2 separate regions of the Homo sapiens genome follow, and region 2 is linked to region 1. Evidence: read pairs that join two places in POLR2A ChIA-PET (ENCODE). Cell type or tissue: GM12878. All regions are shown on one strand. Region 1 overlaps PAIP2 (poly(A) binding protein interacting protein 2). Region 2 has its middle 7.1 kb from the start of SNHG4.

Region 1 (2,500 bases):
AGGCAAGGTTTCACCATATTGGCCGGGCTTTTCTAGAACTCCTGACCTCAAATGATCCACCCACCTTGGCCTCCCAAAGTGGTGGGATTACAGGCCTGAGCCACCACGCCAGGCCATACAACATTTTTATTCAAACATGAAGGCAAAAGATGTTTTGTAGCATTAGGAGATACACCTAATGCTAAATGACGAGTTAATGGGTGCAGCACACCAGCATGGCACATGTATACATATGTAACTAACCTGCACATTGTGCACATGTACCCTAAAACTTAAAGTATAATAATAATTTTTAAAAAACTGTGGTACATCCATAAAAAAAAAAAAGATGTTTTGGACACTGGCTTAGAATGATAAATCCTCAGGTAGCCTTTTGAACTATTTTACAAAGATAGGAAGTTAGGGGAAGATGATGAATATAAGAAACAACTCGGCCAGTGTGGTGGCTCATATCTGTAATCCCAGCACTTCGGGAGGCCGAGGTGGGCGGATCACCTGAGTTCAGGAGTTCTAGACGAGCCTGGCCAACATAGTGAAACCCCATCTCTACTAAAAATACAGAAATTAGCCAGGCACAGGCATGGTGTTACACACTTGTAATTCCAGCTACTCAGGAGGCAGAGGTTGCAGTGACCCGAGATCGTGCAGCTGCACTTTAGCCTGGGCAACAGAGTGAGACTCCATGTCAAAAAAAAAAAAAAAAAAACTACGAGTGATGAATTTATTTATTTATTTATTTATATTTTTTGAGACAGGGTCTTGCTGTGTCACCCAGGCTGGGGTGCAGTGGCGTGATCTTGGCTCACTGCAGCCTCTGCCTCCCAGGCTCGAGCAATTCTCCTGCTTCAGCCTTCTGAGTAGCTGGGACAACAGGGGACCACCACCAAGCCTGGCTAATTTTTTTTTTTTTTTTTGAGACGGAGTCTCACTCTGTCGCCCAAGTTGGAGTGCAGTGGCGTAGTCTCAGCTGACTGCAAGCTCTGCCTCCCGGGTTCACGCCAATTTCCTGCCTCGGCCTCCTGAGTAGCTGGGACTACAGGTGCCTGCCACCATACTTGGCTAATTTTTTTTTGTATTTTTAGTAGAGATGGGGTTTCACCGTGTTAGCCAAGATGGTCTAGATCTCCTGACCCCATGATCTGCCCACCTCGGCCTCCCAAAGTGCTGGGATTACAGGCGTGAGCCACTGTGCCTGGCCACGCCCAGCTAATCTTTGTATCTTTTTTTTTTTTTTTTAAAGTCAGAGTTTCACTCTTATTGCTTAGGCTGAAGTGCAGGACACAGTCTTGGCTCACTGCAACCTCTGCCTCCCAGGTTCAAGCAATTCTCCTGCCTCAGCCTCCCCAGTAGCTGGGATTACAGGTGCCTGCCACCACACCCAGCTAATTTTTGTATTTTTAGTAGAGACGGTTTCGCCATGTTGGCCAGGCTAGTCTTGAACTCCTGACCTCAGGTGATCTGCCTGCCTCAGCCTCCCAAAGTGCTGGGATTACAAGCGTGAGCCACTGTGCATGGCCTGAGTGATGAATTTAGTAAAATATAAATGGATGATAATGTGTATTGTCAAGTATTCAATTCAAAAATTATTTTAAAACATAGTAAGAGAAAACCTAATAGTAGGAATCTACCAGTGCTAACTTCCACAAAACTGAAGATTGGGGAGGGAAGAAGTGTGTAAGTAAAATAATTTTAAAGGGCTTGCCTTGGCTCAGAGTAAGCATTGGGTTGGGTATATTGGAGAAGGAAAGGCATTCTAAATGGATGTATAGAGTTGTTTTTTGCTGTTGTTGTTGTTGTTGTTTTTCTCTGAGACGGAGTCTCGCTCTGTCGCCCAGGCTGGAGTACAGTGGTGTGATCTTAGCTCACTGCAACCTCCGCCTCCTGAGTTCAAGCAATTCTCCTGCCTCAGCTTCCTGACTAGCTAGAACTACAAGCTCACACCACCATGCCTGGCTAATTTTTGTATTTTTAGTAGATACCGGGTTTCGCCATGTTGGCCAGGATGGTCTCGATCTCCTGACCTTGTGATCCACGCGCCTCAGCCTCCCAAAGTGCTGGGATTACAGGCATGAGCCACTGCCTCCTGCCCTTGGAGTACATTTTTAATTGATAGGAAAATAGTTAAAGTTATTAAGTGTAGGAAAATAAACGCTATAGAAAAGAAATAGTTAATAGAACATTTGAAAAAGCATAAGAAAAGTAAACATGAAATTATTATGAAAGACATAAAACGAAACATCAGTTATCAAAAATGTTAATTCCTGGCTGGGCACAGTGTCTCACACCTGTAATTCCAGCACTTTGGGAGGCTGAGATAGGTGGATCACAAAGTCAAGAGATTGAGACCATCCTGGCCAACATGGTGAAACCCCGTTTCTACTAAAAATACAAAAGTTAGCTGGACATGGTGGCGTGCACCTGTGATCCCAGCTACTCGGGAGGCTGAGGCAGGAGAATCACTTGAACGCGGGAGGCAGAGGTTACAGTGATCCGAGATTGC
Region 2 (2,500 bases), 82 kb before region 1:
TTCTTGGAACAGAAATTCCAGTGGGTTGGGCAATGAGATCCAGCAGCTGAAATGGAGATTGGAGGAGGGAAGAAGGAGGAGGAGAAAATAGAAAAGGAGGTGGCACAAGAGAGGAAGAAAGGAAAAGAAGAGCAAGGAAAATAAGAAGAAGAAACAAAAATGGTGGTGAAGGGAGAAAAGGACAACTAAACTAATCCCCTTTGCAAATAACTGTAGAAAAAAGGCAGGTCTGGCACGGTGGCTCACGCCTGTAATCCCAGCACTTTGGGAGGCCAAGGTGGGCAGATCACCTGAGGTTGGGAGCTCGAGACCAGCCTGACCATCACGGAGAAACCCCATCTCTACTAAAAATACAAAATTAGCCAGGTGTGGTAGCGCATGCCTGTAATCCCAGCTACTTGGGAGGCTGAGGCAGGAGAATTGCTTAAACCTGGGAGGCAGAGGTTGCCATGAGCCGAGATCACACCATTGTACTCCAGCCTGGGCAACGAAAGCGAAACTCCATCTCAAAAATAAATAAATAAATAAATAAATAAAGGCAGCCTGAGATCTCCTACGGATGGGGTGGGAGAGAGAATCCTAGAATCCTAGCGCTGCCTGCCGAGCCCTGCTTGTTCCTTTAAGTGTGACCTCTGCCAATTTCCGCAGTTGGAGCTCAGGCTTCCTTTTCAACTTCGAGGAATCTCTGATTGAAGATATTTCTTCCTTTTTTTTTTTTTTTTTTTTTTGCACTTGGTTGTTTTATTTCCTCAAAAAAAAATTAAATCGATATTTCTTCCTTATCAGAGAGGAGGAATCAGGTAAAACAAATCAGCAATTTCTTTCTTTTTTTTTTTCGAGACGGAGTCTCGCTCTGTTGCCCAGGCTGGAGTGCAAAGGCGCGATCTCTGCTCACCGCAAGCTCTGCCTCCCTGGTTCACGCCATTCTCCTGCCTCAGCCTCCTGAGTAGCTGGGACTACAGGCACGCGCCACCTCGCCCGGCTAAGTTTTTGTATTTTTAGTAGAGACGGGATTTCACCGTGTTAGCCAGGATGGTCTCGATCTCCTGACCTCGTGATCCGCCCACCTTGGCCTCCCAAAGTGCTGGGATTACAGGCGTCAGCCACCGCGCCCGGCCTCCAAATCAGCAATTTCTTAATTTAGTGTACTTATTAAGTGCCTGAAATGGCAGCTGCCATTTTTTTCCTTTCCTTTTGAGCAATAAGCCTTGGAAGCACGCCTGGCTTGGAAAAGGAAGAGGACCAGCAATTCCTCCTGAAAGGATTCCTTAGGCTAAGTGGGACATGAAGAGGCCATCAGGTTTATTCTTGACCTCCAGGTAGGCCTGCCCTGGGCCAGCCAAAACAGATGCTCTTAGAAAAGGAGATTTTGCAGCTCTCTCAGGCATCCACTTATATTTCTAGCCCTCATGGTGAGGAAGTCCTTTGTTATATCTCATTTCAGTCTTTTTCCTATAATTTCGGGGTTTTTTTTTTTGCCTTTCTCTTATCCCAGAATAAGACAGTGATCTGTCATAAGTTGCATGCATAGTGCAATGTATAGTAAACAATATAGAAACAACCCATTTCTCTGGTCGTATAATTGGTGAATATCACTTGAGACTCCTCATTTCCAGTCAATTGGGAGACTAGGCTTTATATTTATTTATCTATTTATCTTTATATCTCTACTTACTTATTTATTTAAATAAATAGAGACGAGGTCTCACTGTGTTGCCCAGGTTGGTTATTTATTTATTTTAAATTGTGGGATTCAAGTGTAGGATAGGGAAGTAATGGAAAGGAAGCAACATGCATTGAGTACCTGCCTGATCTCTTATATATGACATCTCATTTAATCCTCACGACAGCTCTAAAATATAGAGATTACTATTCCCATTTTATAGGTGATGGAACTGAGGCCAGAGGTCATGTACCTAAAAGTCAAACAGCTAACATGTAAGTGGTGGAGTCAGAATCAAATCCACATCTGACTCCTAGGTTCATGTTCTCTCTACCCAGGGAGCTTGTATATATCACACAGAAACCTAGGTCTTTAGTTTCCTTACATTGCTGTGAGATATTTGGTTTATTGTCCAATAAACATGCTGAGGTTCTGGCTATTTTACATGCCTATTTACTATTTGGTAAACTTAGCACCACAAAGATGCAAGTAACTCCATCAAGTGGATGCCTGAGAGAGCAGCAGAATCTCCTTTTCTTAAAGTATCTGTTTGAGCTGGGCCAGGGCAGGCCTACCTGGAGGCTTTCCTGTGACCAAATCTGAACTCACTCTACCTGATGTCCATTGTAATCTCCATAAAGGTAAGGACTATGTCTGTTTTATTTATCATTGTATCCCTCCTAGAGCCTAGCACAGGGCCTGCCACATGGCAGATACTCAATATTGGTTCAATGAATGAATGATGAAGTCAGACAAAGACTCTAAAAACAAGGTAAGAGAACCAACCTGACAAAGATTTAAAAGGGTCAATGTTTAGTTTAAAGAAGAAGCAAAGAA

What was found. ChIA-PET counts read pairs that join two places held together with the same protein. Peaks named below come from ENCODE experiments on the same cell type or tissue, not always from the same donor. Only the 100,000 strongest peaks of a DNase experiment are listed, where the experiment ranks them.
Region 2: POLR2A ChIA-PET joins it to region 1 with 6 read pairs; 23 of 35 experiments call an interaction of 5 or more read pairs at or near these places.

What each region holds. Positions count from the first base shown.
Region 1 is chr5:139,347,459-139,349,958 of GRCh38, forward strand. The region is part of intron 1 of PAIP2 (poly(A) binding protein interacting protein 2); the gene reads left to right. Among named protein-coding and RNA genes, the nearest start is that of PAIP2, 6.9 kb to the left of the region's middle. In GM12878, no CTCF peak of the experiment used is centred here; no DNase peak of the experiment used is centred here.
Region 2 is chr5:139,265,787-139,268,286 of GRCh38, forward strand. No RefSeq gene overlaps it. Among named protein-coding and RNA genes, the nearest start is that of SNHG4, 7.1 kb to the right of the region's middle. In GM12878, no CTCF peak of the experiment used is centred here; no DNase peak of the experiment used is centred here; H3K27ac peaks cover 358 bases.